Regions from separate parts of the Mus musculus genome. Here region 2 is linked to region 1. Evidence: chromatin loops called from intact Hi-C (ENCODE). Cell type or tissue: heart. All regions are shown on one strand. Each heading gives the region's core, and the rest is flanking DNA. Links, peaks and the distances in the headings are about the cores only.

Region 1 (15,758 bases), core at 4,461-12,460:
TAGATCAATGCATGCTCACTGTAGCGCTCAGAAGAAAGCAAGGCAGTTATCAGCATCTGCTTTGCTGTTGGTTTGTTTTTTCTTCTTTGGTTTTTCGAGATAGGGTTTTGAGACAGTATAGCCTTAACTATCCTGGAACTCGCTCTGTAGATAAAAGTGGCTTTAAACTCAGATTTGCCCCTGCCTCTGCCTCCTGAGTGCTGGGATTACAGGCTGTACCACCACCACCTGGCTGCAAGTTCACATCTTAAACTCATGCCATGTGCTTTTTACATTAAAAAAAAAAAAATCCAACTAAGTGTGCCATGTGATTTTATGTCTTATTGTCTGTGCTTATTTGTCTCACTGTATTGCCCTGACTGGCCTGGATTTTGGTATGTAGAACAGGTTGTTCTTAAACTCAGAGACCCACCTGCCTCTCCCTTCAGAATGTATGCTGCCACCCCAATTGAATACTTCCAGTCAGAGCAGATGCAACTCACCAAAAGATGTATTGGCTCTGGCTTTACTATGCATGAAAATAGTGAAGAAGGTAAATGAATAAGGCCACATTTCATAAAGGGAGCAGGGCAGGAGAAATTTGAGCAGGCAAAGTGTTATATCTCAATGGAGAGCAGATGCCCTAGGACCAGGGACAAGGAAGGTTCAAAACCATTCATAATTAAGTATTTTTCTCAGATATTCCTCAATGGATTTTCATTGAGCCTTAACCCGTGACCTCTGCTGTATCCCCTAGGCTATCCTACAATGTTCTGATTTCACTAGCTAGTCCCAGACCTAAACACTAAGCTTTTACCTCACCTGCTGAAGGATAATTGCAATGTATCTTATTAATCCCAGAGGTAGACAGGCAGCACGCCTCTCGCCATCCCCGACCTAGCAGGGCCGGAGACGTGTGAGAGAGGAAGCCATGTGGGGTGGTACTCTTAGGGATTTTGCTTTAAACAGCGTTGATCTTACTTTATCCTGCAGACACTTTTAATTCTACAAAAAAAAGAAAGCGACTTGTATATCGAACCACAGTTGTCTGTGGTCTGTCAGCATACAGTATCTTAGGGGAAAAGGCCCTCAGAGATTCCAGACATCCCTTTTCGTTCTCAAAGTAGAAATTCAATACCCAGGAGCTACACTTTTGACTGCACTCTTTACTCCTTTGGGCAAAATCTTTTAAAGGGTTAAAATTTCAGTGAGTTGATGTCATTTGAATGTAAACACATTTAAAAAAAAAAAAAAAAGACAATGTTTCACTGTGTATCCCTGGCTGTTCGGTAACCTGCTATGTAGACCAGGCTGGCCTTGAATTCACAATGATCTGCCTTCCTCTGTCTCCCAGTGCTGGGATTAAAGGTGTGAGCCACGACTCCTGGTTCTGAAAGCAAATATTTTTCTTTCTTTTTTTTTTTTTTCTTCCATTTTTTATTAGGTATTTCGCTCATTTACATTTGCAATGCTATACCAAAAGTCCCCCATAGCCACCCACCCCCTCTCCCCTACCCACCCACTCCCCTTTTATGGCCCTGGCGTTCCCCTGTACTGGGGCATATAAAGTTTGCGTGTCCAATGGGCCTCTCTTTCGAGTGATGGCCGAGTAGGCCATCTTTTGATGCATATGCAGCTAGAGTCATATTTTTATTTCTAAGTTAATTTTGTTTATATTATTTTAAATTCTCAAGAAACATTTGTTAAGAAAGGTTCTGCAAATAATCTTTAAAGAGACCTTGAACCTGACATTCTGAAAATCGATGTTACTTGTCACGGAAAGCAGGCCTGAATGAACGCACTCTTGCCTTGCAGGAGGTGGGGAGAACCCATCCTCACCAGGGCAGGTTAAGAAATCATAAGGCAGCTGGGTCACCTGTTGACTGTGCAGATTTCCTGGGCCCATGTACAGATAGACTTTCTGGAAGGCCAGGATCTACTCTAGAAATCCCAGAAACTGGGTCTCCAGCATTGGAGAAGATCAGTTGGTGTATTTGTTTAGCTATTTTATTGGGTTCTTGTACCTCTACCTCTTTTCCAACCCTTATTCCTCCCTCATCCCTCCGCCCCCAACACTAGGTAGATGAGAAAGAAGGTTAGAGGAGAAGGGGCTATAGACCTTTATAGCCTGCTTCCAGCTGATTCAGGACCTTAAGTTCCTTGGGGCAACTCCAATCTTCATCATCAGAACATCTCCATCTCTTTGCTCCTGAACACTTGACAAACAAAACAACAGCAACCAGGGAGCAGTGAGTTGAGCAGCAGCAGCTCCACAGAGCCCCCAACTCTCCCAAGGCTCTGGCATTGACACCCTTGTCAGAGTCCCCAGAATTAAACTATCTGCACCTGGCAAAGATCACACCCCTGCTAGTGCATGAGGCAAATCATAATCACCTGCTGTGAAGCAGCCTCTTATCCCACACCTGGGATTAAAACAAAAACACATTCATATAACATGACTGGGTTTTTCAACAAACCCAAACTCTCACTACACCATATACCTTCCTCCTGCACCCAGAAGAGGTTACAGCATCATGTTTTCTCTACTGTGCAGAATCTAGAGGGTTAGTCAGTCTGTTTCATTTGACAGGAAAGCAGAAGGGAGACAGTTGAGGGGAGAAGAGACAGGGGAGGTATAGAAGGGTAAATATGGAAAAAATGCAATGTATAAATGATCATGTCAGAATGAAAGCATTATTTTACATACTTACCAAAAAGCTAATTTTAAAAACAGAAAAGAATTAAGGCCGTATTACAGAAAACTACTGAGGCTCCTGGTGTCAAAGAGTGGAGAGAAAAACAAGAATACTTCTAAACGGACTCTGGTCTCATATACATCTATAATCTTCTACTGAATACAGATGAAGCATCTCTTCCTGTTATCAGTGGTGCTGGTCTGAATTCACCTAGCCATTGGTTCTATATCGAGAACTGCAGAATAACTTCTTAAATGAGATCGGCACAGGAAGAGGACAGAAGGTCTGAAGCCCTGGGCCCAGAAGAGGTGTAGGAGCAATGGACTGAGATAAGAAGGCCTCTGCTGGGTGTGTTTGTGGAAACTATTGTGTATAATGGACTCATTCCTGTGATACCCAGCTAAAATGGAGTGGAGCTGCTACAGTAAAAAACAAAAACAAAAACAAAAACAAAAAAAAACTACGATCAAGGAGCCTGTGTCTTAACAAACAATCTAATCAAACTTTAAGGCTAATTTTACATGGCAACTTTCCATAAAACTGTTGGCCATGACTTTAAGGTTAGATTCACCTTGCAATGGCTGCCAGATGTCAACCAGAGTTGGCTAGCTCTTCAGCGACATCCAAGCACTAACACGCTTTTTTTCAGAACACCTCAAGATGAGAAAGAAACAAGTGGAAGAAATCTTCTGGAAAGCAATAAGGCTTTGTGGTTTCAATCCAAAAATCTTCCTCAGACTTGTCCATACTCTGGATGCTATTTTGGGGGTTTGGGAACGTTGGGAGGTAGAGTGTAGCTGGAGGAAATAGATGCCTGAGGAGAAGGTCCCTGGAAGCCTTCCTGGGATCTCTAGCCACTTCCTGTGAACACCCTCTAGCACATACTTGCACTGCTGTGACCTGAGCTGCTCAGGCTTACCTGGCCTGCAGTGATGGACTAAAACCCTCTGCAATCATAAACAAAGGAAATCCCACAGGGCTGGAAAAATGGCTTAGAGGTTAAGACCACTTTCTACTCCTTAGAAGATCCAAGTTCAGTTGCCAGCAACCACATGAGATTGCTTATAACCACCATTGCTTATAGCTCCAGCTCCAGGCACCTGACACCTACTCTGACCTCCACTGGCATCCCACACACATGAACAAGGTGATAAACAAATAAATAATCCCTTGGGTTGTTTCTGTCAGCCACACTGAGGCAAAGTAAGCAGGACAAAGGGTGAACACGCCTTCTGGGAAACTGATGTATTCTAGAATGAAGACTGTCATAAGATTCAGCACGTTTGCATCTTCATGCAATCTCTTTAATAAGAGAGATGAATTTAATCATAGGCAGAGACTGAGTCAGTGATGCATCCATCATGTGTTCCTCTTGCCACAGCTCACGTTCTTCTTTCTCCTTATCTACTGTGTCCCATGTTCACCTCTCAGGTCACTTCCACTAAAGACAGCCTTGGGTTCCTGCCTGAAGCATATCCTTCCAAGAGCATGTACCTGGTGAGCTACAAGCCTCTGACCTGGTGAACTATCAACCTCTGATTTGTAGCATTTATCATCAGTGTGGTAAAACAATTACATATTCATTGCAATAAAAACAAGAATAAACTGAATAAACAACTTAGCTGAACCTGAGGTGCCTAGAGACGTTTCTCATATATTTTCTGTGTAAATGTACTAGCTATAAGAAGTTCAGTAGAAGGAGCTGAAGTTATTTTCCTAGAGGAGAAAAGTTCAGGTAGGCGACAACACCTGTCTTCAAGTGTTTGAAGGAATATCATGTTGAGCCAGTGGGCACCTTTGTGGCTTTAGAGAGCAGGAAAAAAACAAATGGGGAGAAAGTTCCAGAAGGCAGATTTCACCACAGTGTAAAGAAGTGAACTGTGTAACAGTGAGACTTGTTAAAAACGAAGTGTCCTGGTCAAATTGGTGATCAAAGACTGAATGAACACATGTGTGTAGAGGAAATCCAGTTCTGGCCACTCTGTGCTTTTTTACATCAGGAGGAGGCACCCGGAAGCAAATGGAATTGGTTTGAACTGACCTCAAGAAAGAGTGCAACTGCAAAGAACTGATCTCATGGTGCCCAGCTAGTGCCATGCTCTCTAAAACCTGCATCTGGTGTGTGGGTGGTCACACTGTTAACTATGCTTCCAAAGCCAGCGTTCCAACAGTGGTCACAGCTGCACAGCTGCCACTGTGACTAAATTAGGGAACACACAAGCAAATGAAGGAAATCTCGGACTTACCCCCTCAACATAGTCTCCCCACCCAACCCTGCCTCACAAACACATAGACATATACATATACACATATGTCCACATATATATGAATATATTTCTACTTCCAAAGCCCCCACCCTGTGCTGCAGTTCTCTCTCTGACCCTTAAGCCCTCTCTTTATACTTCGTACACATAACTTAATTACTGTGTTCTCCTTTCTCATGGGAAATTCAGCATGCAAAGACATCTGACAGAAAATAATTAAACAGTCACCTTAAGAGGTCATTTCTATCTTAAAGTTACTTAACAATTATGAAGCTGAGAGCTAGCACTCCTGTTTGGAAATTGAGATCTAATGACACCATAGGTTAGATGGAAGTCAGCTTACAAACAAGATCTGTGGCCACTACTTTCCACAGGAGCAGGCCTGGATCAGCAAGGATAGTCTTCTGAGCAGTGAGATATTATGACTCTTCAGTTACCGGTTTGCAAACTGTGAAATATAATCCATTTATAAACAAATAAATGCAAAAAAAAACCCTATCACTTTATTTAAATTATAGATACCAAGTCACTACTTACCTTTTAGAACCACAGTGCCCTTATGCTGTTTGATAAGCTATTTGGTGATCCAATCACCCAACACTTACTGAGCACCTATTCTGCATCAGAGACATTGACAAGCAAATTTGATGCTGTCTTATCAGAGTTTTATTCCTGTGAGAGACACCATGACCAGGGCAAGTGCCTTCAGTACAAGCTACCTGGCTTCTGGAGAGATAGGCCAAAATAAGCCAGCAGCAAGGCCAAAATGGGAATGATCACCTATACTGGCAGTGTGGCAGCCTTTGAGGGGTAGGCTAGACAAGCTGTACACTAGGGCACACCACAGGAACGACACTGGCCATTACTCATGATCAGCTCCTGTGATGACCATTGTTCCAGACACTGATCGTGTTTTTCCTACAAAGAGTTTACATTGCCCATGGACTGTTTAAATCTAACGACTCTCAACCACATTGAACGCCTGACTTGGATAGGCTTCTTACTTCTCTTTCAAATACCCATACTGGCCTTTCCATAGCCTCTGCTTACTCTTTCCCTTCCTCCCAGGCTGATGTGTGATGGGGGGGAAGATCTGTCCTCTGGATGTAGTGATGAAGCCAGCACTTTAAGAATGGTAGAAATTGGGCTAGAGAGATGACTCAGTGGTTAAGAGCACTGGCTGTTCTTCCAGAGGTCCTGAGTTCAATTCCCAGCAACCACATGGTGACTTACAACCATCTGTAATAGAATTCGATGCCCTCCTTTGGTGTTTCTGAGGAGAACAACAATGAACTCACATACATAAAATCTTAGAAGAAGAAGAAGAAGAAGAAGAAGAAGAAGAAGAAGAAGAAGAAGAAGAAGAAGAAGAAGACGAGGAGGAAGAGGAGGAGGAAGAGGAGGAGGAGGAGGAAGAGGAGGAGGAAAGAAACAAAGTCATGTTTAAACGAAAACTGGTAGAAATCACAAGCTAGCAAGTGCCTTCCTTATTGATTCTGCAGTTTACAGAACTGGAGCCTTTGCTTGTTAGACTCATTGTGAGTTCACCCAGCATCCCCACCTGTATCCAACCAGCACAACCGGAATGAGGCAGGAGCACTGGCTTGCAGTAGTAACCCTCTTGCCCTGGATTATTTGCTCACATTTATTGTCAGCAATCCGTGAGGGCTTTGGCTGGATGGCAGCTTTACCACTAAGAGTCTTTAGATTTAAGCAGGGAGGTGGTGGTGCACTCAGGAGGCAAACATAAGCTGATCTCTGTAAGTTCAAGGCCAGCCTGGTCTACAGTGTGAGTTCCAGGGCATCCAGGGCTATACAGAGAAACCTTGTTCAAAAAACAGAAACAAATGTAAATAAAGAAAAATATCTAATAAAAAAAGAAAGAAAAGAAAAAACAGAAATAAACAAAAAAGGCAGAAAGAGTCTTGAGTAGTCTCAACTTCATCTTATAGATGATGAAAAAAATTATGAAAGGACTAAACAAATGGCCGAATGTTTTGCATGTGCATGTGTTCGTGTGGGAGAATGCGCATGTATGTTCAAGTGTGCAGACTTATATGTGTGCCTGTCCACAGAGACCAGCAGTCAGTCTCAGGTGACATTCTTCAGAAGCCATTCTCACTGGTTTGAAGCAGAGTCTGTCACTGTGACCCAGGAGTTGCCAATTAGGCAAAAGAGACAACAGGCAGCTCCAGGGAGCCTCCCCTTCCCTTCTCCCCAGGGCTGGAATTATAAGCACTCTACAGCAAGAATGGCTTATGACATTGGTTCTAGGGATCAGATTCCTGTCTCCACCACTTTACCAATTAAGCTACCTCCCAGCCCCTAAAATTGTATTTTTAAATCTTTAAAGAATTTCAAAATTTAAAAGAAAAAATATCTATCATTTTTCACCACACACACACATACACATACCACTTAAATGTTCAATGTTAATAACTCAGGGAAACAGAATGCCCATATATATTGCTGTGTATAAAAACAAAATTGGGATTGCCTTTCTAGAAGGTAGTTAAATTTCCCTTTGACCAAATGTACTGGCCGATTTTGTGTGTGGACTTGACACAGGCTGGAGTTATCACAGAGAAAGGAGCTTCAGTTGAGGAAATGCCTCCATGAGATCCAGCTGTGGAGCATTTTCTCAATTAGTGATTAAGCGGGGAGGGCCCCTTGTGGGTGGGACCATCTCTGGGCTGGTAGTCTTGGTTCTATAAGAGAGCGGGCTGAGCAAGCCAGAGGAAGCAAGCCAGTAAAGAACATCCCTCCAGGGCCTCTGCATCAGCTCCTGCTTCCTGACCTGCTTGAGTTCCAGTCCTGACTTCCTTTGATGATCAACAGCAATGTAGAAGGTGTAAGCTGAATAAACCCTTTCCTACCCAACTGCTTCTTGGTCATGATGTTTGCACAGGAATAGAAACCCTGACTAAGACACCAAACATCCCACCCACTTTTGGGCCTTCAGTGTAAGGAAGTAAGTCATGGATGTTAGGACTCAGTATAAAAGGGAACAGATAAGAATGAAGCATCATGACACATGGGTGAGACTGGCATGATGAAGCCATGACTTCATATGCTAGCCTAAAACTTAAAATGTTTATGCACTAGGATATCCTTAGTGTTTAACAATAGGGAGTCGGTTGGGTAGACCATGAATCACCCTTTGAACACTATACAACTTACCTGAATATTTAACAACACAGAAATGCTCATTAAATTTTGTCACATGAAAAAAGAAGTTATAAAAGAATATGTAGACCAATCAACACTCCTAAGAATGAGGCCAGAGTGGAGGGGTTTGAGCTTCAGAGGCACCACTGACAACTGTGTAGCCTTGGTTGGATAACCTAGTCTTCCCATAGCTCAGTTTGATCATCCATAAAATGGGGCTAATACCAGTCTCTGTTTCACAGGGTTGTTGTAAAAATGACAAGCTAAATCACAGACAGCATTCAGACAAGCACAAGCCACATGGAAAGGATTATTGTAAGAGCACACTATTGTTGACAGCTTAGTTTCTGTTGCCAATAAATTAAGTTGACTTTTAAGCTAATTCAAGAAGCAGAGGTGGGAAGGAGAATCATCCAGGCAAGAGTCACACCCTTGCATTCCACAGGGCTGCTCCCATGAAGTCACCAGCCCAGCTGCCAAAGGCTGACCCCGTGGCTCACACTGCGAAGTCCTTGGATGCAGGACATTGCATACTGCCTCAGAACAGCTGTCTTTCTCTCAACTGGAAACCGGATGCAGCTGCCATAGCTGCTGCCCAGGCCACAGTGGACTCTGCGTCATCCGTCATCCCTGCTGCTCTGAGTCAACAGCTCAGGAATCAAAGTCCAGAGAGGATGCATCTGCTCGGCTGTACCAAGTCCTTAGCCCCCCTCGTAGGAGCAGTCACGTAAAAACAGCATCACATAGTGAAAAAGGTACGGAAGTCCAGCAAACTCAGGGAGCAAGTCTGCAAACTGAACAACAATAACAAAAAAGATATAAAGAATCCCTTCATGGTTTAAAAATATAATCATAACTTGGACAGAGAAAGAAAACCAAAAGGCTATATATGCATCACAATGTTAATAATCAATCTGAGTTAATCATGACGACTGATTTGACTTTTTATTTTTTATTATTATTGTATATGTGTGCACATGTATGTATGATGTGTGTTTGTGAGTGTAGGCTCACCTATACTACAGCAGGTCTGGGAACTGAACCCATGTTCTTGGGAATGTTTACCCACTGACCCATATTTTAAATTCTTTTTGTGACTAGTTGAATTTTCTATGACCTAGAAAAGGTCTTTTCTTTAAAAATAAATAAATAAATAAATAAATAAATAAATAAACCTGGACAATGTCAGGTCTGTATTCTGAAACAGAATTGACTCTTTAGCGGTGAAACAGAAGACTAGACTCAGATGAGCACTGCTAGCCCAGAACAGGCCCAGTGGACCAGCACCACCAGCTGATTCACAGTGTGCTAAAATACGGGATCTCAGAGGAAAAAAGGAAGGTGACTTCTCTAGGAGACTAAGAAACAGACTTGACAGTGTGAAGACGCATTATGTAACATTTCATGACTATAAGCCTTGAAATGCTTCCAGACTTAGAAGAAGGCAAGATCATTAGCAGAAATAGATAGCTGGAACAGGATCCAGTTTTAAGGGGGAAAAAAGATAAATCTGGCTTTAAGCAATGAGGTTTAAGATCTTGAAAGGTGGCTCAGCCCAGAAAAACAAAACTTAGACCAACAATAAATGTCAATGCTGGACTTGTAAGTTGGAGAGAAATCCAAGGCCACGAAATAATGGGAGCCATAAAAGTAGACGAGATTGTGCACAGACGAAGATGAGCCAAGACAGGAAACCGAAGCAGGATGCCCCGTCGTAACACCTGTGTGGAGACTGGGGAGGAAGAGAAGCCAGAGACTCGGCAGAGCAAACGCTTGAGGAAAGAGAAAAAAAGGATATTCGTTTTACATTAAAACAACAGTCCTCATCAGCAGACAATTCAAAAGTTTCCGAATTTTTCCTGTAATGTTTTGATGAACAATTTGCTGTTTGTGAAGAGTTGCAAATGCACAAGGGCCACAGCTTATCTATGTTTTATTCATTCATTCATTCATTCATTCATTCAACAAACATTGCCTTAGCACTTACTTTGAGACAAGTACTCTCTTGTGTGTTGAGGGTGGAACAGTCAAAAGCTCTTGCCCTCCTGGGAACTACATTCCATATTCTAGAGGGGAGGCGTATGGTAGGTAAGTATGTTAGATGGTGGCGAATATCGGAGCCCAGGTAAGGATGGGTGAGCGCTAAAGGTCGCAGCAGGAAGGCTCACCGAGATGATCAGATCCAAAAAAGAGAGGAAGCCACTCTTGCAGAGAGATTAGGAAAGAACACCCCACGACAAGACCCTGAGATGGTGGGGGTCCTGCCATGCTTAGGAAGGCTGGGGTGGCTCCCCAGGGGAGGAGGGGACGCAGCTGAGAAGGAAAGGTCCTCAGAGGATTTTGAGTAAGTGATGTTTTCTAACTTGAACTCTAATGCCATGAGTGCTACTGTTCAGAACGTTCTAAGGTGCAGCATAACGACATAAGCCTTTACATCTAAGCACACAGGAGGCAGAGGGAGGCCGGCTGGTTCTGGTTTCTGCTAGTTTGAGGCCAACCTGGTCTACATAGTCAGGCCTACATTGTGAGACCCTGTTTCAAAAAAAAAAAAAAAAAAAGGAAAAGAAAAAGGAATATCCTAAGAAGAACAGGACAGGAGGCTATTGCCACTACCTGGTAAAAAGTAAGAATGACTTGGAGCAAGCACCTGTGTTTGCTATGTTTCATATGTTTTCATGTTTGTTATTCTTCTAGTATAACCCAGTGTAGTGGGGAGTAAGAGATGGATGAAAGATTGTGTGTGAGGGAGAAAAAGAAGTACAGGCCTTGCGTCTCTCACTATATCGTTCTGTGTTTCACATGTATCCCCAGACACACAGAATTAAAGGGAAAAGCAACTTGAACATTTAATATGTTTGCTCACTTAAATCTTCCAAATTATTACAGCTTCGTGAAAACGTTTAAAAATAGGACTCCAAAAGCCAGTTATCACCACTTTGACAATAAATTTATATTTAGGCCAAGGCAATAATAATAGAACATGGTAATTTTTTTAAAAGGCATGAGCAATATCTTTGAAATGCAGAGTCACTAAATAATGACTGGTTCTGAAAGGTGTAATTTTAAACCTTCCCCTCTGCTGGTGCTATAATTAAAAATAAAAGTGAATCTAGATAGTTGCACACAGGTCTGAGTCACATTGGGACATATAATTTGCTTTTCTTACGAATCTGAGACCAAAGCCTCCCATTATTTGCTAAAGATTAGAAGGATATACTGATTATTTCTCTTGTTAAGACACACAACTTAGTGGAGTTAAATGTTGATTCGGGGGCGGGGGGGGGGGGGTTGTCTGTCAGCACCACCCGGTTGGCACCCTGGTGCACTTCACTGTTTACAGAGCACTCTGGCTGGCTCTGCTATCTCACTGAGCATTCACTCCAGACCTATTCAGGTCTTGACTCTGCTGTGCAGAAATGCAAGCTAGTGTGGAGCTGAGGGGCTTACACGGATGTCCTGTTGGGGCATCCTCCCTCTCCCAGAGCTGGAGACCAGTCAGCCACTTCTCATACCCTTGCAACCTGAATTCTGTTCCACAGCTGGATCTCAGGGGAAAGTTCCCAGGTCAGCAAGACCACCAGAAGAAAAAGCACCCGTGTAAAACTACTAGTCAGGGTAGACTCTTAGGAGAAGAGACACTGTTGCTGGTACTTAATCCCGGAAAAAAACAAGACACAAGTCTCTTGTGGGTCAGCCAGTGGCTTTACTTGTTCGGGTGGTTGCCATTGCTGCTAACTTTGGTCTCCTCGGTTCCCCTTCACAGCTTGTCTGATTTGGCAGCTCCACCAGAGGGCAGGCAGGGTGGGAAGAGCACTTTCAATGCTTAGCTAAAAGTTGCAAAAGGCTAGAGAGGGCTCAGGGGTTACAGGAGCTTCCTGCTCCTGCAGAGGACAGGGCTTTATTCAAAGCATTCGCGTACAGCCCACAGCTATCTGTAACTCCAGGTCCACAGCTATCTGTAACTCCAGGTCCACAGCTATCTGTAACTCCAGGTCCACAGCTAGCTGTAACTCCAGGTCCAGGTCAATGCTTCTGACCTCCGCAGGCTCCTGTCCACACAATCTGACCTCCGCAGGCTCCTGTCCACACAATCTGACCTCCGCAGGCTCCTGTCCACACAATCTGACCTCCGCAGGCTCCTGTCCACACAAGGCACACATACTCTGGCACACATGCGTACACACAAAATAAAATAAATACACAGCTTAAAAATTTTTTTAGAGTTGGAAAAAGAAATCTTGGGTCATTTTCTTAATTTAGATGTTGGTGTCTTTCTACATTTTAGTTGCTAATGTGACTTCTGTCAAAAGTCTCCCAGGTAAAGCTAGATTAAACAGTACAATGAAATCATCTCAGAACGGGAAAACAGAGTTTTATTACACTTCTATTAATTCCCATGGCTGGTTTTCCTAGTGGACATGAAATGTTAAATGTTTTAAAAGGAGTGCATACAGGCACGGAAGAAAATAGACAGATAATGCAGAGCGTAGACAACTGGCAGGAGAGAGAACACAGCGGCCAGGGACCATGGAAAACAGCCCACTTTACCACCATTAAAGAAATACATGCTGAAAACAAAGTGTCAGTTCTCATCTGAAATGACTTAGCAATAAAAGCAAGAACTGCTAGTAAGGGTGTGATAGCTTTTCATGTATTTTAATAATATAAACCACTACCATCTTTCTGAAGAGAAATCTAACCATACAGGGATTAATCCTAACACCTGGCAGGGCAGGGCATTCTTGTAATTCCAGCACTCAAAGGTTGAGGCAGGAGGACTCCTTAAAGTTTGAAGGTAACACACACACACACACACACACACACAGAGAGAGAGAGAGAGAGAGAGAGAGAGAGAGAGAGAGAGAGAGAGAGAGCTAGTTCCCAGAGCCAAAATAATATTTAAAAAATAAAAATAAGTGGCTAGAAAAATGGCTCAGCCCTTGCAGAGAACACAGGTTCAATTCCCAGCACCTACATGGTGGTTCACAGCCATCTGTAACTCCTGTAGTTGAGGATCTGACCCCTCTGTTGACCTCTGATGGTACCAGTCACACAGGCATCCGTACAGGCAAGGCACTCATACACAAAAAATAAAATAAACCTTTAAAAGATTAAATAAATAAAATACAAATGAAGTGGCAACAAGCATACAGAGAAAGGAGTCCAGAATTGAAATCTTGCTGAATAAGGAGGGGGTTTTCCATTTTCTTTTCCCTCCGCCATCGCCAGCTTTGGCTCAAGGTCACCTGAAACTTGAAGCAAGAACAGGCAAGGACGAAGAGCTATGTGTGAAATCTTCTAAACGGAGCGGAGCTCCAGGGGAAAGGAATTCCCTGTTGGAAGCCAACAGCAGAGGCCGCGCTCCTTTTCCTTTTCAGCAGTCTGCTGCACAGCATCCCCACCGCCACCCCCCATTCCCCACCCAGGATTACCCAGGAGTGGCTGCGCAATCTGTACTGGAGCAGTGGCAGAGGCACTCGCTGGTGCCTGACTCTGAGAAGGAAGCATGGTTGGTTGCCAAGGAAGGGAACTGTGCCAGAAATGAGTATGGGCCTGATATGGGCAGAGTGCTTCCACATCCCAGATGAATCTGTCACGTGTGCTTGGAATCGAAATCTGAAGCACAGAAGAGACCTGGGCTCGAGTTCTAGGCTTGTGAGTCATCTACACTTAGAAGCTATTTAAAGCTGAATATTTCAGAGGCTTTCTTCCTTTGTTACTGAGTAGTGGCTGATGATGGAGATTCCCACGTAGCAGTCCTTAGGATCTGCTTACTAACGAGGATAAAACAGATTGGTGCAAGCCTATAAATGGAGGTTATCTTACTGGTAGACAATGCTGACAGGGTTCCACTTGGTCCTGAGATCTGAGGCATGATGGCTGAGACAGATGTCATCAAGTTTTGCAGGCACGGCTCCTAAAATCAATTTGAAAACCTTTATATTCCCTCACACATTTTCAGATTTTCATTTGTTTTTTAAAGATTTATTTTATTTTTAATTGTGTGTGTGTTTGTATGTGTGTACGTGTTTCTGTGTGAACACATGCACAAGAGCTTAGTGACTGCCCAAGGAAGTTAAATGCATCAGACCTCCAGGAGCAGGAAGGCCATATGAGTCATCTAATGTGGACACTAGGAATTGGTGGCGCATGCCTTTAATCCCAGCACTCGGGAGGCAGAGGCAGGCGGATTTCTGAGTTCGAGGCCAACCTGGTCTACAAAGTGAGCTCCAGGACAGCCAGGGCTATACAGAGAAACCCTGTCTCGAAAAACCAAAAAAAAAAAAAAAAAAAAGGAATTGAGCTCAAGTCCTCTGAAAGAGAAGTACACACTCTTAACTTCTGAGCCATTTCTCCAGCCCTCACCATAAACTTAGTTAATGGCAAGGGACATGGTTTGGGATGTATAATACCTATTAACTACTAGATCACTCATATATGCCAAAAGATTAAGAATCCCAGGCTGGCCTTACACTTCTGTGGTGGTTTAAATATGCTTATCCCAGAGAATGGCACTATTTGTAGGTGTGGCCTTGTTCAAGGAAGTGTGTCACTGTGGGTATGGGCTTTAACATCCTCATCTTAGCTGCCTGGAAGCTGGTTTTCTCCTGTTGGCCTTCAGAACAAAATGTAGAACTCTCAGCTCCTCCTGCACCATGCCTGCCTGGATGCTGCCATGCTCCTGCCTTGATAATAATAGACTGAAAGTCTGAACTGTAAGCTAGTCCCAACTAAATGTTGTCCTTATAAGAGTTGCCTTGGTCATGGTGTCTGTTCACAGCAGTAAAACCCTAACTAAGACAATTTACCATCATATATTCTTAAAAATATATTAAGCCCAGCCAGTGAGATAGCTCAGCAGTCAAAGGTGCTTGCTACCAAGTCTGACTACCCAAGTTTGACTCCACGGACCAACATCATGGAGGAAAGGAAAGAACAGATTCTCCCAAGTGTGTGTGTGTGTGTGTGTGTGTGTGTGTGTGTGTATGTGATGCATACACACGAATGCACTGGTACATGAATGCATGCATGCAAAAGCCAGAGGAGGCTGACATCCTTTATCATCCTGTTTATCCCTTGAGATAGGGTTTCCGGCTAAAATGAAAGCTCACCATTTTGGCTCACCAGTAAGCTCCTGGGATCTGCTTGTCTCCACCCTTCAACCCTGAAATGACAGCACACACAGCCATGCCCAGTTTTCTACGCGGGTCATGGGGATTCAAACTGAGATCATGTTAAGCTGTTCTTACCCATGGATCTATGACTCCAGCCCACAAACTCTTTTTTATTGTCACAAGTTTCATATCATTATCTTTTCTTCTTTAGTTCATATTTATATTCCAATTTCTCAACAAAATTATACTGTATTATGCCAATTTTGATGCTTGAAATATATTATTAAAAATTCTATCACTACTTATTATAATATAGTACACATATAAATTGAAACATTCTCTAGTTCCATAACTGCTCTCATTTTTTCTTTGCATATAGTTACTATCATTAGTAATAACCAAGCTACATAGTTATCATATAAATAAATTTGATTAACCAGCATAAATAGCACATTTAGCCATATGGTGATGGCACATACCTTTAGTTCCAGCACTCAGAAGATAGAAGCAGGGGATTTCGTTTTTTTTTTTTTTTC
Region 2 (15,758 bases), core at 4,695-12,694, 110 kb before region 1:
GGAGATGAGGGAGGATGGGGAGGAAGTGGAGATGAGGGAGGATGGGGAGGAGGTGGAGATGAGGGAGGATGGGGAGGAGGAGGAGATGAGGGAGGATGGGGAGGAGGAGGAGATGAGGGAGGATGGGGAGGAAGTGGAGATGAGGGAGGATGGGGAGGAGGAGATGAGGGAGGATGGGGAGGAGGTGGATATGAGGGAGGATGGGGAGGAGGTGGAGATGAGGGAGGATGGGGAGGAGGTGGAGATGAGGGAGGATGGGGAGGAGGAGGAGATGAGGGAGGATGGGGAGGAAGTGGAGATGAGGGAGGATGGGGAGGAGGTGGAGATGAGGGAGGATGGGGAGGAGGAGGAGATGAGGGAGGATGGGGAGGAGGAGGAGATGAGGGAGGATGGGGAGGAGGTGGAGATGAGGGAGGATGGGGAGGAGGAAGAGATGAGGGAGGATGGGGAGGAGGAGGAGATGAGGGAGGATGGGGAGGAGGTGGAGATGAGGGAGGATGGGGAGGAGGTGGAGATGAGGGAGGATGGGGAGGAGGTGGAGATGAGGGAGGATGGGGAGGAGGTGGAGATGAGGGAGGATGGGGAGGAGGTGGAGATGAGGGAGGATGGGGAGGAGGTGGAGATGAGGGAGTGGCTTTGATCAGGTTGTGTCCTTGAACAGCCTGGTTACTTTCTGGTTTTTGTTTGTTTGTTTGTTTTTTGTTTTTGTCAAAGTGACCCAAGGGAGAGTCATCTAAGAAGATGGAGCCTCAGTTAAGAATCTGCCCTCACCACACTGGCTACTGGCAGCCTGTGGGCATTTTCTTGATTGAGGATTGGCATGGGGGAGGGCCCAGGCTACTGTGAATGCTGCAGTCTCTGGGCGGGTAGTCTGGGGGCCCAGAAGAAAGCAGGCTGAGAAAGCAGGGGTGGGGGTGGGGGTGGGGAGCCTGCTAGTAAATACAGTCCCTCCGTAGCCTCTGCTTCAGTTCCTGCCTCCAGGTTCCTGCTTTGAGTTCCTGCCATGACCCATCATGATGGGCCTTAACTGTGTGTTTGCTATAACTGTACGCTCACTACAACTGTGCCTGCTATAACAGCATGCTTTTCTCCCAGGTGGCTTTCAGCCAGAGTATTGATCACAGTGCAAAACTTAACTAGGGCAATGCATGTATGAAATTCTTTGAATGGTAAATTTAAAAGGAGGGGGGAAAAGGAAGTTAAAAATAAGTGAGAACTAAAAATCCACTTCAATCACACACATACAAATGCTCTAATAGTAAACAGAATGTGGCTGGTGTGCTATTGTTGAAAGGACAACAATGGCTTGACATAGATTTTGGAGTCTCAATAAATTAAGTTCTGTGATATTGTGCACTTTTATTTAGTAACCTGAAAGAAAGGCCTACACAGGCAAGGCCCCTTCTCTCAGAGATGGAAAAGTCTTGGATCCTTAATAACTGAGATGTATTTCCAGGGCAGGTGAGAAGGCTGGGGTCAGGTCCCACTCCTTATCTTTTCTTTCTTTATAGTAAACCTATCTTACTTAGTCCTTCTCCCTAGTTTGTTTTTTTATAATAGCAATAATTTAAACAATAATTATTCTTATTCTTCGTTGTCGCCACCACATCATGATCATCGGGCCAATCCTGCAGTCTTCTCTCCACAGCCTTTCTATTTTCCTACATCTGGTCATGAAATCCAAGTGCCCAAATCAGAAAACTAGTCGGTGTTGTGGTGCCATCTAGTGGTCAGTTTGGCTATGGGCATGCCTGCTTTGCCACAGCAATCCACCTTGGAATGATTTACCTCAATCTTGCTTTTAGGACCAATACTCTTCCTCCTCCTCCTCCTCCTCCTCCTGCTCCTCCTCCTCCTCCTTCTCTTCCTCCTCCTCCTCCTTCTCCTCCTCCTTCTCCTCCTCCTCCTTCTCCTCCTCCTCCTCCTCCTGCTCCTCCTCCTCCTGCTCCTCCTCCTCCTCCTCCTGCTCCTCCTCCTCCTGCTGCTCCTCCTCCTCCTCCTGCTCCTCCTCCTCCTCCTTCTTATTTTTAAAATCTTTCTCTTTATTTAAAAACACTTGGGGGAGGGCAGTAAGATGGCTCAGTAGGTTAGCCTGCTGACCTGAATTCTATCTCAGAGCCACACAGGGTGGAGAGAGAAGATCGATTCCCACAAGCCCTTGTGTATCTGCACACCCACACAGACAAACTCACATATATGAATGAATGAATGAATGAATGAATGAATGAATGAATGAATGAAATTTTAAAGTTTGTTTTTTATCATAGTCTTGAGTCAACCAAGAATAACAGAAAAAGTTGTGAGCAGGCCCATGAGCACCCTTCAAAGGCAGGCACTAGCGTGCCCGGGTGAGATAGAGTGTGCGCGCACAGAATATTCCTGGGGGCGTTGATTATATACCTTGTACTAGACCACGCAAGGCTGGGAAGCTCTTCCCGGGTTGTGTAATTAATTATAATTATGCATAATTAAGCAGTTGCTGAGAAAGAAAAGACTCATCCAGAAAGCCCCATTGACACAGCTGCCTGGGGAATTGCCCATGCACCTGTAAGCAACTTCTCACCCAGGTGCTTATAGGTGGTCCAATAAACACATTGGTTCACCAAGCTATACTTGGATAGAATTATTTCTTTAGATGCCCCATCTGAAATGACCAGACACTTGCCCATATCTATCCAAGAAAAGTCACACAGCAGAAGACAGATCTGTATTTTAAACAAAACAAAAATTAAAACTTAGTAAGAAATAGTGTTAATCAAAGATCCCATAAATGTTCCCATTTGAGCGGAGAGGATTTCTGGAGTCTGTTGATCTATTATAACCTCCATGTTCTCTTACTGTTGGTAAACACCTCAGCAGACGATTGGCAACACAATGTTTAATCTGCCCACATTCAGAGATGACTGCAGATCGAAAGGCCTGTTTGGGAGACTGAAAAACACAGAGCCCAGGGAAGTAGAACAGAAAGAAGGATGAAGACAGTATGTTCAATGGGAGGCTTGGTGAGTGAACAAAGCTGCAAGGCCAGAATGCAGACCGTGGCTTTGGCTTAGCCTTGGAGAGCTGAGAGAAGATGAATAGTCCTTTGTTGTCTGCGCTGGACAGCGGCCCCCAGCTTGTGTTTGCCAGCCTCAGCAGCCGTTAGAAACCACGCCATCTGCTTGGATTTAACGGTTTTGGGGGTGGTCTGAAGCCTTTTGAGTTTTTCAGGTTTCTGGGATGATCCTTGTGGACCATGGCTCGCAGTTGAAAACATGGTCTGAGCCTGTCCTGGGACTGCAGTCAGCCCACGACAGCGAAGGCCGATAAAGACTATGTGTACAGACTTGTGAGTCGGTAGAAACAGGAGAGTTAGAGAATGCCTTTCTGCGAGGAACCCCAGAGTCTAAGTGAATGCCGACCTGCTCATTGGCCCAGAGAATAAAAGCAGGGTTTATTTTTTTATTTTACTTTTTAAAAAAATGTTAGATGCTGCACCTTTGACGGAGAAGGAAAAGAGAGTAGAATGTGTGCATCCCCACCCAATCAGCCCAGCCCAGCACCGCAGCTCGTGGTTTGGGATGTGGCCAGGGCACTCAACTGACACTTGACTAAAGGGGAGTTGAGAGAGCTCCAAATACTGTCCCCGTAAAGGACAATGCAAAATGAGAGCCACACTTCTTAAGACACACTCACCAGCTACTGGAAAAGTGTAGCCTTTTGTTTATTTTGAGGCTCTCTCTATGTAGCCCTGGCTAGCCTGAAACTCACTTTGTTGACCAGGTTGACCTCAAGCTCAGAGTTCTGCCTCCTGAGTGCTGGGGATTCAAGGTACACACTACCATGGCTAGCTCCCAGTGTTCTTTTAAAAATACAGAAAATGAGGACTAAAGAGATGTCCCAGCAACTTGCTTGTCTTACAGAACACCTGGGTTCAGCCCCCACAGGGGACAACTTGATATTGCTCCAGCCCCAGGAATCCAAGGGGTCATCTACCTGCATGCATCTACTGTACATACAAACATACAGGCACACACAGATACACATGAATTAAATAAGCCTTTAAAATTATACTAAAGGTCTTTGTGGACAAAGTATCTATAAGCTTAGCTAGTCCTTGGGGGTCTGGCTTAAGAAGCAATCAGAAACCCGAGGAATGGCCAGGAATCATTTTCCCCCTGCACAAAGGGGAGTTTCAACTTTTTCACTTTGGAAGGAAGAAAATTATTCCCATCTCTTCTTCAAAAATCACCTCCCTTTGTCTCTGAAGATGCCATAAAGCAATCACCACACACAACCAGTCACAACTATCAATTACACAAAAGGACCAGCTACATTAAGGAATTTGATCCAGAAACAGAGCAAAATGAGCCTGTGGTAATGGCTCATCTGCAAACCACTGCCAGCAATAAACATCTGCCTCTCACCATCAGTGTCTCAAAGACACTGGCTTTGGTCCTACCTCTGTTGATTAATCAGCATCTTGGGAAGGAGGCCCAGTCTGAGAGACCCCTTTACTCTCCGTACAGGACAAAGAGCAGGGCTAACATGTCAGTCTTCCTAGGATCTTCAGTGACTCGCATCTCGGGACCCATTTCTGCTTGCTCTCCAGAGAAACCCAGCAATGTGTGCATCATGTCTACCATATATAAAGTGCAATAGCAAATGTCTTTGTGGACAGAAGTTCGAAAGGCAGCATCTAAGAGCGTTATGTGGGAGCATCCCCACAGGTGGCAGACAACTGAAATTCCCGAGGCTGAACACTAAGAGAGCTGCAAGCACACAGCTATCTCATTCAAGTCTCAGGATATAGCTAAGCTTCCTCCTGCTCCAGGATCCGGCAAAAAGTCCACTTCCCTGACCCAACTAGGGAGTTTTATCAGCCATTCTGTTTTGGTTTTTTTATAGGCTGGACAATTTTAAATGTAATCTATAATTATGGCCGTCTAACTCACATTTAGCTTTCTTGAAGCTCAGAGTGACTGATAAGAAAGGAATAGAAATAATTTTCTAGCTGGGTCTGGTTCTCAGCTTTATAGCTAGTAGGTAGGGAGTCTGGCTATCCACCCTCTACAAAAAATGGCAGGAATTAGCTCACTGCTCCGAGGCTCTATGAATGATAAATCATGCTGCTTCGTGGTATCATAAAATTATGTTCACGACATTAATGGAACTCTCACTGTAACTAATTCACTCTCCCAGGACACAGATGCAATCCAAACTTTAGAAAATCCTAACCCCACCCCCACCCCCAGAACCAGCTTGGAACAGGGCTTCCTTTTCCCCAGAGCAACAGCTCTAAAGGCTCAGAGCAGCGAGCTGTTACATTGTGGATGTGCCAGTATTTCAGATTGCCAGCAAACAATGGTATCTGTCTGCACGGTGGAATTAGTGCCTTCTGTGCTTCTTGCCCTGTCTAGTTAAAGCAGCTTCCAAACATGTTGAATGAAGAGGTACAAGCAAAGTCTGGATAAAGAGCCCAGGTGGCACCCTCCACCAGATGCTCAGGAGGTGGCAAACAACCTCTTCCCAGCTGCTCAGTAGCCCTGTACCTGAAAGACTGCAGGAGTCACAGCTCATGCCCTAAGCAGGAGGGAGTCACGTCTTCCTGGCCTTCCCAGTCTCCAGGTCAGCTACTCAGGAATCTCTGAACACGTGATTAAATAAATTAACAACATCTGATTTTGAGCCAGGCATGTGGTGCACACTTGGAATCTCAGCCCTTGGGAGGCTGAGGAAGGAGAGACAGAGGAAGTGGGGAAGAGAGGGAGGGAGGGAGGGAGGAAAAAGAGAGAGACAGAGAAACAGAGACAGAGAGACAGAGATAGAGAGACATAGAGAGAGAGAAAGAGAGAGAGACAGAACTACTTTGGTAAAACTGCCCAGTCCTCTACTTGAAGCAGACTCTCTTCTTTACCCATATATTTGAGTAAGCTATAGTTTCCCTCTTTGGTTTCCTGTGGTTAAATAGTTTTCGTGATTTCTCTTCTCACTATAAAATTAGGAGCTATTTTTAGCCTTTTACGCAAGTTGCTGCTTCCCCTGGGCAGCCGATAGCTTACTAAGGATCAAAGCCCTCCTGAGGAAGGTCAGTCTTGACAACATTTCTTTACAGCATCGTCCTTGTCCCGTATGGCAATTTTTAAAAAAAACAAATAGAGCTTTTAAACATTTTTAAAAAACGTATCTGCATGTTTGCCTGCAGGTATATAGGTGTATGTGTACCGCATGCGTGCCTGCTACCTGGAGAGACCAGAAGATGGTGGCAGGTCCTTAGAACTGGAGCTACAGACAGTTGCGAAACACCATGTAAGTACCGGGACTGAACCCAGGTCCTCGGAAAAAAACAGCAACTCTTTTAACCACTGAGCCATCTCTCTAGCTCCCTCCCCAAGACATGCTTTTTATATTATTTTTAAGATTATTTGGTAAGCCATTTACAAAGAGAGGAAGCTTTTTGCCTTAAGCAGGTGTACTTGCCCCAACATGTCCCCAAGTCAGCTCCTATGAGGCACCATCAACTAATGGCTTGTAAATGACGAACATTTGTTCTCCAGTTCTTGAAACTGGGACACCGTCCTGTCTTCCTTGTGACATCATAAGGTAGGAAGCATTGAGCTTGGTTTCATTATTTTAAAAAAACAATAATGACCAATCCAAATCATAAGGCCGTAGTTGTCCCCTCCTAAAGCCATCACACCAGGGATCAGGACTTCAACATCTGAATCTGAGGGGACACACCTGGACTCCAACCCTAGACTGAGCACATGTCACATCGGGAGGGGCTGTTCCATCTCACATTGTCCTCCCTTCCTTGACTTGGCCAGGAGAGAGGAGGTGTAGTCAGAGTACACTTACTAATGGTCAGTAAGTAAGCCAATTAGGACAAAAGACAAAAAGAACTTTCTTGTTACCCTTCTACTTTTAAAATGAAAACACACAATGTTGATAAGGTTGCAATAAACTCCTACCTAAATTCTTTTGTTCTTAGATTTATGTATATGTATGTGCATCTCTCTGTGTGCACGGCACACATATGTGGGTGCTAATGGGGGCCAGAAGAGGGTGTGGGATCCCCTGGAATGGAGTCAAAGGTCACTGTGAGCCATGTGGTATGGGACCTGGGGACTAAACTGGGTCCTTCGGAAAAGCAGCAGTGCTCTTGACCCCAGAGTCATTTCTTCAGCCCCCTATATCTTTTTGACCATGTAGATTACCACAACTTTTATTGAATATTAGTTTCGAAGAAGAAATCAAAGCTATAAAAAAGTCATAGTGTTTTACCATAAGACATACTCAACCTTGAACCTTAGAGGGATAAACCAATAGAAAAACTATATGTATAAGAATATACAAAAATGAAATATTATCTTTACTGGATAAAAGAAAAAAGTGTATTTCTAGGGATTCCACCTGTGATCTCACATATGTGAGGCAACCACCTTACTACCAAGTTATTTTCCCAGAAAATGTTTGTATAATGTCTTCTGCTCAAAACCAGAAGATTGATCAAATAAATGACATGCCAATTCAGGAGAATCATTACAGTTCATTACTTCATGTAACAACACGAAACGTGTTGAGAAGTTTATATTTGATCAAAAGTTTCTAGAGTACCATAACTACTAAATCAAATGTACATAGCTATGACAGAGGCACAGAAAGTGGACAGACACTACAGAACTGTGGGTTAACTTTCTTTTGACCAGTCATGGTGGCAATAGATGCCAGAAACCCAGCAAATCAGGGGCCTGTCAAGGACCCAAGTTCAAACCCGGCATCAAAACAGAACAAAGAAAAGAAACCCTAGGTGGGTTGTTGAGAGTACCAGTGAGAAGGAACATTCATTAGCATAATATAGCATGTGATTATCCCTATCGCTGCCTATAAAGTGTGACCTTCCCTGTCATCTTCCTGCATCAGGAGGGTTTGCTGACTCTACACTTGTTTCTGGACAGTTGGACAATCGGTTTTCAAAGGCCTCTTAGGACCCAAAGAAGAGTCACCAAGTCAGCCTCCATCTGTCCTCTCTTGCCTCAGTACATGACGGGGACCTTAAAACTGGTCCTCCCCAACTGTCAGAGCAGTGCCACGGATCTAAAAGACTCAAACATAAATAAATACAAGGGGCAGTGGCTGCTGATACCAGAAACTGAGACTTCCCAGGCTAGGCCAGGCTGTAATTACTAGAAGAATGCCAAACCCAGCAAAGGAGCTGAAGGGAACTGCGCTAACCACCCTCTGGCTTTTAACTAGAAGTTTTAACATAGTCTTTTCTACTCACCTCTCCCCACTCCTACCCTCCCTCTGTATCCTGAAACCAGAAGATTGCAGACAGACACAAAGCCCCTTGTGACAGGAAAGAGCTGGAGGCGGGCCATACAGCAAGCCACCACCTCACTTTTGAGGGATGGAGAGGCTGCTCTGAGAGAAACAAGAAATCCCAGTCCAGTTTACTTAAAGATTTTATAAGTAGAAATTGTGTGTGTGTGTGTGTGTGTGTGTGTGTGTGTGTGTGTGTGTGTTTGGGGGGGGGCATGTGTGTCTCTGTGTGTATGGGTATGTGTGTATGTGTGTATGTGGTGTGTATGTGTATATGTGTATGTGCATGCATGTATGTATGTGTATATGTTCACATGTGTGTGAATGTGTGTATATTGTGTATGTATAAATATATGTGTGTGTATATATAAGTGTGTGTGTGTGTGTGTTTGAAGGAAGGACTACAAATCAGGCAACAATGAATTCCAGCCTCACTAAAGACGTTCCAAGAGCTCCTTCAGTAAGAGGCTTTATGACAAGTATTGGTGGATGATCCAGGGTAATTCTCTATCTTCAAAAACCTCCCTTCTCAAACAGTCCTAAGGTGTTATATAACATCACATTAGCAATTGATTACGCAGGCTCTTCAGAAGGACTCTCAGGCAAGCTGATCTCCCCCAAGGCTCCATCTTTCTCTGCCAGGCTGCAATACCTTTTGAAACCACAGTAATATCTGGGGCAGCAGAGGTCTTCTCGACATGACTGCTTCACCCTCTTGGAGCGGGACTCACCTTCATAAGAGGCAATGGGAGTTCCTCTGTCGTAAACTTTATTCCGGGAATTTCCTAGGACAGGGAAACATAAATGCAATGCATCACGCCCATGCACAGGCCTTCAGGGAACATCTTCTGCATAGACAGGGGACAGCCAGCTTCTGTTGTGCCCTAAGTTCACAGGAAACCCAGACGAGCCCAAGAATTGTGAAGTCGCAAAAGAGTCTTTTATTTTCAAGTTCGAACTCATTTCGCCCACCTAGCACTCACTGCATGAATGCTGGCAAGAGACCCTGAGTCCAGAAAACATTGGGTTTATATACAGTATAGGAATAGTGTGAATATTCACAGGAAAGGGGAGTAGAGGGTGGAAAAGTACTGAAGGGGGCGTTGGTTAATGGGTGTCTGTTCAAGGACTAATTTCATGGCCAGTCGTAACTGTCTCAATTTACCTTCTACTTTTTCCATGGTCTCCCTTGAGCTTGTTATTTCTCTAAGGTCTCAAGGACAGGCACCTGGAGAGTTATCAGGAGTGTTGGGTGTTGGCTTTTTGGAGACACAGAGGCAGTGACCTTCTGGGGAGGAGGAGGGGCTGTCGCAAGAGGATGCAGCACAGAAACCAGCTCTCTGCATGTAGTGCTTGCCGCTGGGGGCAAGGGAGGATGGGAGCCTCTGGCAGGGAATGCAGAGGCAGACTGTACAACACTGAAGTCTCTCTAGTATCAGTAATTCGGGGGTTACAGCACTTCCTGTGTGATGACCTCTACTTTAAATAACTTCCTAGTACAAAAATAATAGAAGAGTGTGTCTCTTGCTTTGGAAAAGTAAATGTTCTGGTTTTGTTTTGTTTTTTTGTGGGGTTTTTTTTTGTTTGTTTGTTTGTTTGTTTGGTTGGTTTTTTGTTTGTTTTTTGTTTTGCTAGTTTGTTTGTCTGGTTCTTTTGGTTTTTTGTTTTGGGGGGATTTGGAGTTTTGTTTTGTTTTAGGTTTTTCTTTTTTGTTTTCTTTCTTGGTCGTTAGTTTTTTTTTCTTTTCTTTTTTTGAAAGGGTTTCTCTGTGTAGCCCTGGCTGTGTCCTGGAATTCACTCTGTAGACCGGGCTAACCTCTAACTCAGAGATCCACCTGCTCTGCCTCTCCAGTATTGAGATTAAAGGTATGTGCAACCACCCAAGGTGGTTAATATTGATTCTCACCTCTGACAGGTCTATGAGGCATAAACTAACTGGGTGGATTGAGGTGGGAAGACCAGCGCTACATGCAGTCATCACCCTTTCTTGTGGGTACTGATTGAACAGACATGGAATCCAGTGGGGCCGAAGCACTGATCGCTCCCTAACTTCTGGCTGGGGTGCAGTATAGCCAGATGTCGCCACCATGCTTTCTCTGCCTCAAAGGATTGGATGGGAGAACAGTGGGAAAATTCCCCTTCTCTCTTAAACCAATTCTTGTGGGTTTTTGGTTTTTTTTTTTTACAACAACAACAAAAAAGTAACTTATGCAAGTTCTAAATAGCATTTTCAAATGTACAATAGTAACATTTAAAATAACTAAAATTATAATGCACAATTTAGAATTAGCTACAAGCAAGAATACTATCTAGTATTTTATTTAACAGTATGGAAGGCCATTGAAATGTATAGACTTTGGGTTCAATTAAATTCAGTGTATGGGTTTTTTGGTGTTTATTTGTTTTTGTTGTTGTTTTAGTTTTTTACAATAGTCTTTATTTTAAAAATTCAGTTGCTGGTAAGTGTGGCGCTAGCCATCTGTGGTCCAAATGAGAGGCTTCTAGGCTAGCCTGAGCTAAATAGTAAATTCTTTGTCTCAAATTTAAGAAAAAAAAAAATCCAAGTCAATCTTTTCATCTGGATGTGAGAACTTGCTGCTTCCTGTTGTAGCAAGTGTTAGGGATGATTGTGACTAGAGAAGGGTAATACTTGCATCATTGCTAAAGACGAATATAAACGCACAGAGCCTTTTAAGGGAACTTATTCCAACCACAAAAAGGTTTAAAGCCACTTGGTAAACCCCAAGATAAGTCTACTATGTGGAGGTTATAACTGTGGGTTTCTCTACATTTTCTTGTGGGACTTCCTGGTGCGTTATGTGTATATCCACAAAGTCTCCTGGGCCCCAGAGAGTCTTGAGGAATAAACAAATGATTCTCTGCCCATTGGCATGGTGGCTCACACAGCAGCCGGGTAAGAACACTGCCCAGGGACCACTGCTCCCAACTCTGCCTCTCCACACCTCAGTCACAGGACAGAAGAGCAGTGGGTAACACCCAGAGGGCCCTGAGGTGTGTATTTCCTGACCCGATGGTGTAACTTGCTGGCTTCCTGCCACAGAACCACACTCTGCCCACACAGTCCTAAGTTGTCTAAAAGAAAGACAAAGTGGGTGCCTAGAAAAAGGAGAAACCCGGTCTTACCCTTGCAATTTTACACCGTAGCAAAGAAATCTATTAACTATAATCCAAAAAAAACAAGCAGAGAAGGCCTTCGGGAAATCACTACTATTATAAGTATCAAAAATTTAGAAATTAGTCAAACAACTGTGTACGGCGGTACACGCTTGCAATCCCAGCACTTGGGAATGAGGGGCAGATGGATCAGGGATTTAAGATTGTCCTCAGCTACACAGGCAATTGATGCAGGCCAGGCATATATGAGCCCATGTCTTAAAACAAAAAGAAAACAAAAAAATTTAAGTATATCAAATGCATTTGAATATTTCTCTCTTTTTTTTTTTCTTTAGACAGGGTCTCACTACTATGTAGTCCAGGCTAACCTCCACCTGAAGATCTTCCTGCCTGCATCTCCTGAGTGCCGAATTACAAGCATGCTCTTTATATGCCTCTTAAGCAAAATACAAAGTGAAAAGTGTCACAATTTAGTATGTATTTCCCAATGTCTGTTGCCTAAATTAAATGTAATGCTCTGAATACCTTCTTAATATACCTCCTGCTTCATGACCAAGCACACTACTCCACCATCTACCTGAAAGGGGAAGAGGCAGGTGCTGCAGGCCGCCTCTCACAGAACAGCACTCTAGTGCATCACCGCCTACCGTAAAGGCGTCTAGACCAACAGGAAGCATCACTTTGCTTCGCCCTGAAGCTTTTGAGTTGCCTAATTTTCTTTATAAATCTTTATAAAAAACAAGAAAAGGGGTCCCAAAAGTCAAACTGTACCAAGTATTACCACAGTGGTCTAGCTATTACTCATTCATAAAACCTATTAAATACTTGAAACTGGTGAATGAAGGAGTAAAAGTGTCCTTTTATAAAATATGATCACTGAGGTTCTGTTCTGCCTGCCAGAAGAGTGACAGCCACCCTGTGTCTGCCACATCAAGCCTATTGCTTTATGTAAATACTTCCAGCCAATGGAAGAGAGTTACTGCGGACAGAGCATCCTTGGCCAAGGGGCTTAGTGGCACAAGTGAATCAGATTTGGCTTTTAAAAAATTTTAGATTTTGAAATCCTTCATATACATGAGGTCTTTTAGTGAGAAAAGAGAAATCTAAACATGAAATGTCTTTCAAAACACACACACACACTTTAGAAATATGCCTTTGAGTGTTCCCAAAGCATCCAACTTTTACTAACACAATAATACTCCTTTTGCATATGCATTTCAGAATATATGCATGTATGTATATAGGATTTTACCACATAGGATAAATTTTTCATATGTGGCACCATATTAACCTTTAAAATGCTCCAGATTTTACAGCAGTTAGATTTTGAGTTTTCTGGTTGTTTATACCCATCTGACAAGAAATTTCACTTCAGCTGCTTGTCAGTCAAAACAGAAGTGAAATTATAAAGCTGGTCACCGTAACAGGAATGATCTCCCCCTTCCCACAGTGGTGAGCACCGAGATTTTGTCACTTACTGTGTTCCAAGTCAGCACAGAGGAGTATTGTAGGAGCATGCCCATGTCGTCCAGCTCTGCATACACACTCCAATAGGAGGAAGCTGAGACATTAGAAACAGAGAAGTCGGCATAGTGATTTAACCAAATCCAGCAAACCGTGAGTTCTCACCACCTCATTCATGTCTCTGGGGGTTAACCATTATGATTTTATCTACAGCTTAAAATGTTCAGGTGCTCCTTTTACAATGAGAATAGCATTTTTCAATCATTTGGTTCTGTTTCCACACAGATGACATGATGCCAGTCATACATAGCCAACCAATATAAAACCAGGCTAAGAAAGATGCATTTTACTGAAATTTTTGTTAATAAGGTTATAGAATCAAAATCTGATCTTTATCTCATTGGTCTCTGGAAACCACAACTTTTTGCAAAATCCACAAGAGAATGAAATTTCATTAGCCACTGATTGCAATGAAGTTAAAAAAAAACAAAAAACAAAAAAAAAAACAAAACCTCCTAATCAGCATTTTGACAGAAGCACTCATTATCAACTTACTGATTTCCCTCAAGCGAAGGGTTGAACATACAGCTTACAGTGCAGCATCAGCAACACTTACCAATTAGAAATTCTTGAATGAGGTCAAATGAATGGCAAGCAGAGACATGCTCCGAAATCCACTGGATAATCTTTAAAAAGAAAGGCCACTCTGTTGGCTTTTAAATCTGTACTATGTCCCACCAAAATAATACAAAAATATGCAATGTATAATATATATGCATAAATATGTGATATATAATGAATGAAGTCTTAAAATTCTACATTTATTTTGGAGTGGCCTGAAAATATACCTACTTCTAGCTTAAGAAACCACTATAGTCCTGGCTGAGTATGATAGTACTGTAAATAAGGTTATTTGCAGATATTCTTTTAACAGAACCCTTTGGGTAGTCTCCAGAAGAACCTTCCTCAACCCAATATGCATTTTTTTTCAAGAATGGGTGGTGTTATACAAAGTACCCATCAAGAGTTCTACTGGACATAGGAGCAATGCACAACAAATCCACTGGACTTACAGACAGCAGCCTGCAGTTAAATTCCAGGGCAGCCTATAAATGAACACCATTTTACCACTTACATGAGGAGTGCCTCTGTGCTTCTCTCTCAGCTGACAGAAGTAACCCATCGTATCAGCAGCTTCTCACACAAGTTCTACCCCTCCATTCAACTGCTAGAAGAAAGACGTCCTTACCTTTTACTTGATGACTGAGGGGAGACATGCCCAGCCATAGCTCACTCTCAACGGGATGTTTTATTCTAAATCTACTGTGCCAGTTGTACTTATTTTTACATAGGCAGTTTAATCAAAATGTCTACAAACAAGTTCAACGCAGATTGCATCAGTAAAAGTTGCATATTGTGGCAAGATTCAAAATTACGTTTCTATGACATGGCAAGACTAAAACAGTAAATGAAACACTAAATGACTAGATGTAGAAGAAACAGCCACAGAAAGTGGGTAAAGGCAAGTCTACACTGTTCTCTACATTATTGATCTCCTTAGAAATAAAATGTTTAGAGGCCAAGGAGAAGACTCAGTGGGTGAGGTGACTTCCATGCAAGCATGATCCCTAGAACTCACATTAAAATGGGGGTGCAGCACATGTCTATAACCCCAATGCTGGGCAGAGGCAAGAGGACTGGCCAGCCTAGCAGAAAAGCAAACTCCAGGTTTAAAGAAACCCTGTCTCAAAAACTAATGTGGATATTGCCTGAAGAAGACACCCAATGTTACTTTTGGCCTTCTACGTACATACACATAGATGTACATGCACACACATGTATGTACACCCATGAAGACACATGTGAATATGTATCCACATGCACAAACCTTTCAGGGAGGACAGGAAATCAGAGTATTGGTTTTATGGAAAAAGAATGGCTGAAGTTTATTTAGCTCATTCATAAAGAACAGGCCTTGGTCTACACTAAAGGTAAACAAATAAATGTATATGTTTTTTTTTTAAGTGTGTTTTTTCAACTACTATCCAACTACTAACCCCAGTCACCACTGATTGATTAGAGAATTTTCCTGACTTTTTAGAATAGCTTCAAAAAGTAAATGACAAAATAGTGCTTTATAAGTGGCAGCGTGTGATACAAAGTAAGCTACCTCATTAAAATGTAATAAATATTTGCCACAAGTTCTTAGACTTTTGGTGTTTGTTTCTTCTGAGAAGGTTGGGACAGGAATTAATTTTTTTTGCTTTTGTTTTTTGTTTGTTTGTTTGTTTTTGGTTTTGTTTTGTTTTTCGAGACAGGGTATAGCCCTGTATAGCCCTGGCTGTCTTGGAACTCACTCTGTAGACCACCAGGCTGGCCTTGAACTGAGAGATTCACCTGCCTCTGGAATTAATTCTATAATCCAAGATATCATCAAACTTACTGTGTAGCACACAGTACTATGATAGTGATCTAGTAACAAGGAAATTGCTACATGAGGAACGAACAGGTAGAAAATTCAATGTGAATACACTGGACAAAGTGATCCAGGCCAGGTGGAGCAGGATGTCACAGCTGTCATCACACGACTTAGAAGAGCATGCCACTTAAATGTTAAGATTTGCTTCTTTGGGGGCTTCTCCATTTAATAGTATTAAGCCAGAGCTGATCTAAGTTACCTGAATTGATGGGTACAGGGAACAACTGTCAAAAGACAAATAGATGCACCTTCACAGCTGAGGTCCGGCACAGAGCCAACCAAAGAGGAAGCACCGAGGAAGACTATGCTCAAGCAAAGACAGTTACAGAGCAAAAACCAACTTCTGATCGTCTCAAAGCACTAAGTAAGTGCACTTAGT

Evidence for each region. Hi-C counts contacts between places; a loop is a spot of excess contacts. Peaks named below come from ENCODE experiments on the same cell type or tissue, not always from the same donor. Only the 100,000 strongest peaks of a DNase experiment are listed, where the experiment ranks them.
Region 2: it touches region 1 in a loop (2.0-fold over the local background); 3 of 42 quality-filtered maps call a loop at or near these places.

Annotation. Positions count from the first base shown.
Region 1 is chr5:21,137,605-21,153,362 of GRCm38, reverse strand. Gm42222 (a long non-coding RNA gene) reads right to left here and starts at 15,264. Exons shown (of 3, transcript XR_880865.1): 1 at 15,220-15,264; 2 at 13,934-14,024; 3 at 8,402-8,901. In heart, for the core only: a CTCF peak has its summit at 11,878 (motif pointing right); DNase peaks (open chromatin) are centred at 8,652 and 11,912; H3K27ac peaks cover 991 bases.
Region 2 is chr5:21,251,198-21,266,955 of GRCm38, reverse strand. It overlaps Gsap (gamma-secretase activating protein), which reads right to left. Exons shown (of 31, transcript NM_175437.3): 17 at 13,517-13,586; 18 at 12,915-12,997; 19 at 9,033-9,086. Among named protein-coding and RNA genes, the nearest start is that of Gsap, 73 kb to the right of the region's middle. In heart, for the core only: a CTCF peak has its summit at 8,963; no DNase peak of the experiment used is centred there.